Linked DNA regions of Mus musculus: region 1 is linked to region 2. Evidence: chromatin loops called from intact Hi-C (ENCODE). Cell type or tissue: heart. All regions are shown on one strand. Each heading gives the region's core, and the rest is flanking DNA. Links, peaks and the distances in the headings are about the cores only.

Region 1 (5,374 bases), core at 290-5,289, 59 kb after region 2:
AAAAAAAAAAAAAAAAAGAAGGTGTGAGATGCCCTGAAATTTTAGTTACAGGTAATTGTGAGCTGCATGGCGCAGGTGCTAGGAACCTAACTGCAGTCCTCTGCAAGAGCCCCAAGCACTCTTAACTGGGAAGCCACCTCTTCAGCTCCTTCCCCCAATGAAAAACAATGCAAATAATAAATAAGGTCCTTTGAATAAACAGACCACTTACCAAGGTCAGAGCTCCAGCCCTCTGTGAGCCCTAGAGAATTCCGGCTTGCTGGGAGCTGTGGTTTGCACGGCCTTTACTCTATTGTCAAGCAAATTTACAAGCACTGTGCTTTAAACAGATACTTCCTGGAACAAAGGTGAAAACAATCACCGAAGACTGTATGGAGTGCCCCTTTAAGACTCAGAAACAAAGACTTGAATCTGTTAGGCCTGGAATCTGAGCTCTCAATAGAATACATTAGCTAGCAGTGGCTGGAGGGCAATGTGGGGTGGTTGGGAAGGTTTGAAGGAAGGGAAGGGAAGGGAAGGGAAGCATTTTGTAATCAAATTATACTTTCAGAAATAGAAAAGGAGCCAAGTGGCAAATGCCTTCAATCTCAGCACTTAGGTTGCAGAGAAAGGCAGATCTTTGTGAGGTCTAGGTTAGCCTGGTCTAGGGAGTTCCGAGACAGTCAGAGCTATGTAAAGAAACCCCTGTCTCAAACAAACAAACAAAAAATCAAAACAAATTGGTTTGATTCATGAAGGGTGTGTGTGTGTGTGTGTGACCTGGCAAAAGCTATCTTTTGTATAGTTTTATAAGTTACATTATCATTGTTGCTACAGTTTATTCTTTGTTTGAGCCCAGGTTTCAAGTACTTTTATCATTTGTGCTACAGTGTATCCCCCGCCCTACCCCCCTTCTCAAGTTACTTTATCATTTGTGCTACAGTGCATTCTTTCTTGAGGTGTGTGTGTGAGAGAGAGACAGGGTCTCACTGTGATAGCTCTGGTTGGCCTGGAACTTGGTATGTAGATATTAAGCAAGACTAGCCTTTTTTTGTTTGTTTGTTTTTCCAGACAGGGTTTCTCTGTATAGCCCTGGCTGTCCTGGAACTCACTTTGTAGACCAGGCTGGCTTGACCGCACTACTCTGCCTGGCCTTGTAACTATGTAGCCAAGATTCTCTTTTCTAGTTGTAATTTTGACTCCCCCAAAGCTGGGATTACAGGCATGCCTAGTTGGCATACTAAACAATCAGAAGTAACTATACTCTCAAATCTCCTGAAAAAATTAACATATTGAGGAGCAATTTTCTTTTCTTTCTCCCTTTTTTTCCCTTTTGTTTTTTTGAAATAGGGTTTTTCTATGTAGTCCAGCTGTCCTGTTATACACCAGTGCCAGGCTTCTTTTCTTTTCTTTCTTTCCTTTTTTTTTTTTTTTTTTTTTTTGAGACGGGGTTATGTAATACTGGCTGGGCCTGAAACTCATTAAGTAGGCCAGACTAGCCTCAAACTCACAGAGATGCACCTGTCTCTGTCTCCTGCATGGGGGTCTCCAAAGGTTGCAACACCACAGCAGGTTAAGGAGTAATTTTCTGACATCTGTTATAAACGTATGAACTGTAAATGAGATTTTCTTTCTAAGTCCAAAAAAACCCCCAAAACTTTGGGCTGGAGAGCACTGACTGCTCTTCCAGATATCCAGATTTCAATTCCTAGCAACTACATGGTAGCTCACAACCATCTGTAATAAGATCTGATGTCCTTCTGGTGTGTCTGAAGACAGCTACAGTGTACATATTTGTTATTATAAATAAATTTTAAAAAGAAGACAGCTACAGGGTACTCATCATATATAATAAGTAAATAAATAAATAAATAAATAAAATCTTAAAAATTTTTTTTCAGCATGGCTGGGTGTGGTTGCACACGCCTTTAATCCCAGCATTTGGGAGGTAGAGGCAGGTGGATTTCTGAGTTCAAGGCCAGCCTGGTCTACAGAGTGACTTCCAGGACAGTCAGAGCTACACAGAGAAACCCTGTCTCAAAAAAACCAAAAAAAAAAAAAAAAAAAAAAAAAAAAAAGAATTTCTTCAACTGAACTGAGCTGGAGTGTAGTTCAGTGGTTGAGTGCAGGTGTTGTATGTATGAGATCCGTGGTTTGATAATGAGCACCACAAAAAAAAAAAATAACAATAAAACCCCCAAACAACATTAATAACAAAACCAACCCTATTTTCTCCTAAGAATTTGCTCATTTGAAATTTTCAGTCCCTCAAGTTATTTAAGTTTTGGCTCCTGGTATCACTGTTTTGTGTTCAACTGTAGGAAAGTATATTTGTACAGATTTTCATAGTGAATTATTTCAATTCCGGATTTTGTGATGGTCAGTGACTTCTAGACACTAGGCCACTAAGGATCTGGTTCCATTAAATAGAAAACAGGGGATATTTCTGAGTGACCTTCTCTAACATATCAAGAAAAAAATAACTGTTTTAGTAAACAGAGTTCGTGATATTTTTAATTAGCAAAACATATGGTGCAAAAAGCAAGACATTTTAAATACGAATTAATCTTGAACTAACATGGAGAACTGTACTTGAAGCCAGATCAGTTGGGCAAAGGTGAATAGGCTTCCAGCCCAAAGGAACTCTGGACAGTTAAACCTTGGGGAGAACTCTGGTAGAGAGGCTGTACTCTGGGCAAGTGTCCAATGTTCCAAATTCTGAGACTGCATCTCCCACCTCGAAAATAGCGAAGTTAAAAGAGTCTCTTATTCTCAAATTATACTTGCACAATTATGAAGAAGAGCAAAAAAAGCAAAACCACAAAGAAGTGTCTCTGATTCTATTCCTTCTCAAACTCTGGAAGATTTTAAAACTTTTCTTGTAGGTTAATAACGACTACTTTCCGGTACCGCGACATTGCCGCTCAGAGACTACAAGCCCCAGAAGGCTGCACACTCAGCACAGCGGGTACTCTTCCCCCAGGACGCTCCTATCCGGATTCATGGCTGGACGCCGGGGCCGCACATTCTTCTGGGACTCGTAGTCTACTCCCTTTCCCGGTCCGCGCAGACTCCAGCGGCCTCTGTCTGCCCTTCGGCCCTAACAGAAGCCCAGCCCAAAATTTTACGCTCCCCACCCCCAACAAACTGCCTTTCCTCAGGAGCCAACCTCCTCCGGTCACGTGAGAAGACTCTCACGCTACGATTGGTTGGGGTGTAAAGGGGGCGGGGCTGAAGCCCCTGAGAGGTTCCGTGCCCCTGGTCCAGCCGCTTGTTTGGCTGCTGCCGTCACCTCATGGCGACTCGGCTTGAGGAGGTAACGCGAGGAAGAGGCGGCGGTACTGAGGAGGCTAGTGAGGGCGGACGGGGCGGACGGCGACGTAGCCCCCCGCAGAAGGTCAGTGGAGGGGACGCCTTCGTTGTGGTTGGGTCGCGGGGATGATTGGGTTACCCTTTTTGGGGTTCACCTCTTCACTTACCCCTTTACCTTTAGCTACGGGACGAACATCCGGCCCGTTCCCCCTTTTCCTTCAGAAGAGTGACGATAGTTGGGGAGCAGGTGCGGGGTGGTTGTGACTGAAATGGATCTGGTGAGAAGGGACGGTGGTTGGGACTTGGGGACACTACGCCTAGTAGGGGGCTGAGGGAGGACATGGTGGACCCCGGTCTGAGAGGGTGAAGGGGTGCTAGGCAGGGGCGCTCCAGGTGTGACAGCCACGTGCGGCGGGTGCTGCCCCGGGTGTTGAGTCTTCAGCCTGTGTGGTCACCGGGCACTGGGACTCCGCTGCCCAAGGAGGTGACGGGGTGGGGGTGGGGGCTTATCGGGGTACGGGGTAGCCCTCTCCGTGTTGGGCAGGTGCGTAGGGCGCGCGCTGCGGGGTGCTCCCCGGCCTCAGAGCTGAGGCTGTTGCGCAGTAAGATAACAGCGCAGAAGCCGGGGCTGCCTTTCGCCCCTTCCCCCCTTCCCCTTGCCCCCCCGCGGTCCCCCGCGACACTGCGCGGGTGGCTACGCGGGGGACGCCGCGGGGCTCCCGGGATCCACAACGGGGCTTGGTCTCTGGGCATCATGGACCTGCCTTGAGTGTGAGGCTGGGGATGAGGTGGTGATGCTGGGGAACCAGCATCATCTTCTGATAGCTGTCTCCGGCTTCCTGCCACTACCCTCTGTTTCTTTTCTTTCTTTTTAATTTGATAAGTGGAAACTTGAGTTTCCTCCTGGGCTTCGGTTTTGGTCTTTCTTAATCTAGGAGAAGAGCTGGACTGTTTGTTTCCCCTTGCCTTACTTGACTCACGTCAAGGAGTTTTCAGTGTCTCCCTGGATACAAGAAAATCGAGATCTCTTTCAGAATGGGAGAAATCCACTTGTTCTGGAGCTCAGTGGGTGGAGTTTTGACAATGATTGCACAACGAGTAGGGTACAGGGCTTTCAGGCCCAGGAACCAAGAACTGGGGTGTATGGTATTGAAAAAGTGTAAATTCCATCCCTTTGCCTTGCAGGAGAACATACTGAAACCGCTTGACTTGTTGGACACCCTGCTTGACCACTGAGAGCTATTTAATATTACTTAATTATGTATTTGACTAATCTTAAAAGCCACTCCTGTATGAAGTTACGAAATAATATTTTTCTAATGCGATTCATGAACTTCAAAAGGGAGAACAAAGGTCTGGTTTACATTTGAGCAGTGTCAAGAATTGGCTTTTTGGGGCCTGTTCCTTTTTTCCCTCACTTTTTTTTTTTTTTTTTTGTGAAATCGGTTACCCTGTAGCAGGCTGGCCTCATTTGACTATGTAGCCCAGGCTTGTCTTGAAAGTACCATTTTCCTCTTGCCTTTGTTTCCTGAGTGCTGAGATTACAGCAGTGAGCCACCACTCTGGCCTGGGGTGCTTTATTTCTAAGGTCCGGTATTTTCATGTTCTATTCTGTCTCATAAAAGAGGGACCTACTGCTTGGGACACTGGAAAAGTTGTGGCCCAACAGTTCTTTAGGGATTCAGCACTGTCACTTTGGACATTTATTCCCTGAGGGTGGGGAGCCAAACTCAGTGTTTGATTTCATAGGTTCCCCAGGGGAAACCTCTGATGATAAAAAGCCACTGCAATTGAGGACATAAGTTCCCTTTTATGCCACTGGAATAAGGACAGAAAGTCACTGAATTAGGAAGTAAGGTTTAATTAACTAGTATTTTAACCTATGAGGCTAAGACTCTCAGAGTTCAGAGCTTTGGTTAATGGCTGTATATGAATAGTCTTGTATGTCTTTTATTTTTACTACCTTTGTATTTCTTTGCTCATGCTCTTTTGGGACTCTTGGTTTCTATCTTACTATAAAATGGAATAGAAGCTAACATTACATTTTGAATCATCAGTTCAAAATTGGGTGAACATCTTGTGT
Region 2 (5,374 bases), core at 299-5,298:
TTTGAGTTTGATAGAGGTTAGTCTGGTCTACAAGGTGAGTTCTAGAACAGCCAGGGCTACAGGGAGAAACCCTGTCTTGGAGGAAGAGGAGGAGGAAGAGGAAGCAATCACAAAAAGACAGATACTGTATAATCACACCAAGTTCCCGTCCTCCATGGACTGGGGTTTGACCCTAGTGCCTCATTCTTGCTAGGCAAAAAACCTACTACTCTCATATTGGCAGCACCCAGCCCTGAACATAAGTATCTACAGTAGGCAGACCAGTCCATAAAGATGAAGTAAAATGATGTTTGCTAGAAGTTTAGTTGCAGAGAATGGAAGCAGTGTATGAATTTCAGCTTGCAAGATGAAAAGTTCTGGCTATTGGTTGCAAAGTCATGTGAATGTGCTTAATACTACTAAATTACTGACTTTGAAAATGGGTGATAGCCAGGCAGCAGTGGTGCACGCCTTTAATCCCAGCACTTGGGAGGCAAAGGCAGGCACATTTCTGAGTTTGAGGCCAGCCTGGTCTACAGAGTTCCAGGACAGCCAGGGCTACACAGAGAAACCCTGTCTCGAAAAACCAGAAAAAAAAAAAAAACAACCCCCCCCAAAAAAAGAAAAGAAAATGGGTGATGATAAATTTTGAATTTTGACCACAATTTAAACATGATTTCACAATTCCTTGATCTCATCAGCTTCCTAAGGTCCAAGTTACCATTTATATGTGTGTCATCATTTTTTTTAATTAAGAGTCATTTTTTTTAAGATTTATTTATTATATGTAAGTACACTGTAGCTGTCTTCAGACACTCCAGAAGAGGGCGTCAGATCTTGTTACAGATGGTTGTGAGCCACCATGTGGTTGCTGGGATTTGAACTCTGGACCTTCGGAAGAGCAGTCGGGTGCTCTTACCCACTGAGCCATCTCACCAGCCCGTGTGTCATCATTTTTAAATGTGTTTGCTGAATTAGTATTCAAATAAAATGCACAGTTGTGGACTGTGAGTATGTAGCTCCATCGGTATAGTATAGACCTAGCATAGAGAAGGCAGCGAGTTTGATTCCCAGAATCAGATAAGAAAGGCTTGGTGAGTGTGGTAGAGAATCCAAGACAAGGCCAGCCTGATTACTTGAGACCCTATATTTAAAAGAAAAAAAGAAAAACCCTCACTGTGTAACCCTAGCTGTACTATATAGGTGAGGCTGGCCTTGAACTCAGATCTGACTGCCTCTGCCACCCAAGTGTTGGGATTAAAAGTGTGTGCCACTGTGCTAGGCTTTGAGACCCTGTCTTTAAATGAGTATTCGAGGGTTTTCTTATTTTAATCTTTTTTAAGATTTATTTATTTATTTATTTATTTATTATATGTAAGTATACTTCAGCTATCTTCAAACATACCAGAAGAGGGCATCTGATCTCATTACAGATGGTTGTGAGCCACAATGTGGTTGCTGGGATTTGAACTCAGGACCTTTGGAACAGCAGTCAGTGCTCTTAACCGCTGAGCCATCTCTCCAGCCCTATTTTAATCTTTATTATGCTTTATTTAGTGTGTGGGGTTTGGGGAGAACACAATGCACACTGATACAGACAAGAGAACAAGTTTCAGGAGTGGGCTATTTTCTTCTGCCATGTGGAGATCAGGGCTGAGCACGTAAACTACCAGGGTTTTAAATTCTAAGTGCCACTCATTTGGTTGTTTGGGAAAGGGTCTCATGTAGCTCTGGCTTGTGTTGAACTCAAGATCCTCCTGCCTCAGCTTCCTGAATGCTGAGAATACAAGCATGTATCACCCCATTCAGCCAGGTCTATTCCATATGTGTGCGCATGATTTGCTGTGTTGGGCATGTGTTTTAGCAGTCTACCACTGACTGAGCTTCAGTCCCAGTAAGTTCTCTAAGCTATTGTGTGAAATACTTTAAATTTTATTTATGGTATAGGTAGTCACAGAGCCTGTGTAGAGATCAGAGGACAGAGAACCTGCAAGGGTCAGTTTTATCAGATAGGTACCAGGAATCAAACTCAGGTTGCCAAACTTGGTGGCAAGTACCTTTACCTGCTAATCCATTTTACCTACCCACTGTAAACCAATTTTTAATCTATAAGTACCCCACCCCAACTTCTTCCTTACAATTAATTTCCTTTCTTTCTTTCTTTCTTTTTTTTTTTTTTTTTTTTTTGGTATTTTGAGACAGGGTTTTTCTGGCTGTCCTGGAACTCACTTTGTGGACCAGGCTGGCCTCGAACTCAGAAATCCTCCTGCCTCTGCCTCCCGAGGGCTGGGATTAAAGGCATGTGCCACCACGCTCAGCTGATTTCCTTCCTTTTTTCCTTTAGGTTTTTTTTTTTTTTTAATGTTCTGCTCTTGACACAAGAACTTAGGTAGCCCAGGCTGGCCTAAATCACTATGCATTACTCCCAGCTTTGGGTTAAACTCAGGAGGAGGCTTGAGGCCTCCTTTTCCAAGGGTGGGGGTGTAACCCGGTCCAGCTGGCCCTAAAAAAGGAGGCTGTCATCTCGAGGTAATCACAAAGTGAGACCAGGTAGGAGAGCCCCCAAAGATGCCAACCACACACCTATAAAGCTGGGGAAAATAAGCCGGGCGTGGTGGCGCACGCCTTTAATCCCAGCACTTGGGAGGCAGAGGCAGGCGGATTTCTGAGTTCGAGGACAGCCTGGTCTACAAAGTGAGTTCCAGGACAGCCAGGGCTACACAGAGAAACCCTGTCTTGAAAAAGCCAAAAACAAAACAAAACAAACAAACAAACAAAAAACAAAGCTGGGGAAAATAGAAAAGTGGGTAGAGAGCAAGAAGAGCTCAGCGGAGAAAACCCTTTTGGCCCTTAGCCTCTTTTCCAAAAGCAGGGGGAGGCGGGGAGGCGGGGAGGCGGGGAGGCGGGGAGGCGGGGAGGCGGGGAGGCGGGGAGGCGGGGAGGCGGGGAGGCGGGGAGGCGGGGAGGCGGGGAGGCGGGGAGGCGGGGAGGCGGGGAGGCGGGGAGGCGGGGAGGCGGGGAGGCGGGGAGGCGGGGAGGCGGGGAGGCGGGGAGGCGGGGAGGCGGGGAGGCGGGGAGGCGGGGAGTCGATGCAGAGGGGGCGGAGCCTTAGCCGGACATGACGCATGCGCGGCCAGCTGAGCCGCCGTCAGAGAGGGTGGGCCAAGCTTCGGGAGGTCTCCGGTTCCGGTCAGTCTCCCTCGAAGACCAGCGGAGTCGGATCAGCCAGTGGTTAAGGGTGCCAGGGCTCTTGGGCGAGGGGACCGCGGCAGAGGCGGCGGTGACCCCGCGGGCGGGATGTTCGGAGGGTTGAGCAGTTGGCTGGGCTTGAAGCCGCCCGAGGGGGCGGCGGCGGAGGGAGAAGAGCCTCCCAGCCGGGACGGGGACAAGCTGTCCGCGGGAGCCGCGCCTTCTGAGGAGAGCCCCGAGCGGCCCGTGGAGCCCACTGAGGAGCAGCAGCAGCAGCCGCCGACGGAGGACCCACAGTTCCTCCACCAGGCCAAAGGCCTTGGCAGTGAGTTCTCTCTGGGACCTGAGAGTGGACTGGGAGGGGACGCGGGGATGTTGATGTACGAGGAGGGGGACGGTCCTCTCTGACATGGGCTAGTTGGCTAAGGAGCTGGACAACGCCAAAGTTCACCAAGCAGTCACTTCATCTCCTCGACGTGCCTAAGGACTTGTCGCTTTCCTGCAAAGTTTGTAAACTTGGGAAGCCGGAAAGCGATCAGTGTGCTGCTGTCTTCAGGGTTTTGACAAGGAATTCGGTTTGTTCAACTTGAAAACGTTCATTTGAATCTCCAACTCTGACTCCCAGCTAGAATTGGTTTAGAAAAATGCCTTTTGTCCCAAGAAAGGACTGAAAGGTATTGTCTAAAGTAACTTCGTTAAGTTACTCGAGCCGTGGTGGTGGCTCACGCCTTTAATCCCAGTACTCAGGAGACAGAGGCAGGCAGATTTCTGAGTTCGAGGCCAGCCTGGTCTACAGAGTGAGTTCCAGGACAGCCAGGGCTATACAGAGAAACCCTGTCCAAAAAAAAAGTTACTCGAGCCATAGTCATTCATGCCTTCTTTTGATTTTTTTGAAGCAGGGTCTCAATCAGCCCTAGATGGTTTCGAACTTGCCATAAAGTCAAGGATGACCTTGATCCTCTCACCTCTGCTTCCCTGTCGCTTCGCGATCAGTATTTTTTTTTCTTTTCCCCTTTCAGCAGGACCTTTTTCCCTTAAGGTGGGAAAGAAGGTGCCAATTGTCTGCTATACTCAAGTTCCAGTGCTAGATCTTTGGTGAATAATAAATCCCTCATTTCATCTATTCACAATCCCCAAGGGGTTGGGGAAACAAGTCCAGCGTTTTACTGATAGTAGTACAAGTAGATTTTGAGCCAAAAATCTACCTGATTTCACTTTCCAATTTTATTATCCAGTTGAACAAACAGTAGTTCTTAAGAATATAAATACCTGCTGTATTAATTCTCGAGAGACTTTGGCAGGCTTACATAGTTAAAGAATGTGATTTGGGGGGAGGTGGGCCCTAAGCAGAAGTAAACATAAGAGAATTGCAACAAAAATATCTACTAAATTTTGTGAGGCTTTTTGTTCTTTTTGAGATAGCCAAAGCTGGCTTCAAATTCATATGGCCAAGGCTGGCCTTGAACCCAGCCCTCCTTCCTCTCTCCCGATTACTGGAGCTCACCACCACACAGCCACGAAATTTTGAAAGTTTTAAGGACTTATCAAGTCAATTAAGGGTGTCAAAGAACAAAGACGCACAGACTTCAGCAGGAAAGGTCCTATTGTTCAAAATGTTTGACTGTAAGTTAGAGGCATAGGGGAAATAGCCACAGTATCAAATTTTAACAGTACATTATCTCAGCCAAGACTCCCGAAGACTGGACAAGGAAAATAAAACTTAGTGTGATACCATGAAATCACTAGAAAAAGAGGATGACTATTTGCAGCTTAGAAAATTGGGAAAGAGTAGATTTGGAATATTTAAGGAATGTGAGAAGGGTTCACTGGAGCAGAGGTTGTAGTGTAGTTGGGATAGATTAACGTGGGATAAAAGTCAAGTATGGTGGTGACATAGGCCTGTAACCCCAGTATTTTGGGGTCTTAGGAAGATCAGCAGCAGTTCAAGGCCACATGAGACAAAAAACAAAAAAGCTGGCCAGGTGATAGTGGCTCTTGCCCTTAATCCCAGCACTTGGGAGGCAGATGCTGGCAGATCAGGTCTACAGAGTTGGTTCCAGGACAGCCAGGATTACACAAAGAATCTTCTCCGCCCCTCTGTCACACATACCAAGCCAGCAATCCTAGCTATTTAAGAAGCTGAGGCAGGAGGCTCTCTGGATCTAGACCTGCTTGGAATGTGAGTTCAAGGCCAGCCTTGACAACC

What was found. Hi-C counts contacts between places; a loop is a spot of excess contacts. Peaks named below come from ENCODE experiments on the same cell type or tissue, not always from the same donor. Only the 100,000 strongest peaks of a DNase experiment are listed, where the experiment ranks them.
Region 1: a loop joins it to region 2, with 2.5 times the contacts of the local background. A loop is called at or near these places in 1 of 42 quality-filtered maps.

Annotation. Positions count from the first base shown.
Region 1 is chrX:162,827,241-162,832,614 of GRCm38, reverse strand. Txlng (taxilin gamma) reads left to right here and starts at 3,161. Exons shown (of 10, transcript NM_178935.5): 1 at 3,161-3,376. The coding sequence starts at 3,275. In heart, for the core only: no CTCF peak of the experiment used is centred there; a DNase peak (open chromatin) is centred at 3,104; H3K4me3 peaks cover 1,829 bases; H3K27ac peaks cover 1,443 bases.
Region 2 is chrX:162,886,188-162,891,561 of GRCm38, reverse strand. Syap1 (synapse associated protein 1) reads left to right here and starts at 3,100. Exons shown (of 9, transcript NM_025932.2): 1 at 3,100-3,493. The coding sequence starts at 3,277. In heart, for the core only: no CTCF peak of the experiment used is centred there; DNase peaks (open chromatin) are centred at 2,561 and 3,181; H3K4me3 peaks cover 1,121 bases; H3K27ac peaks cover 560 bases.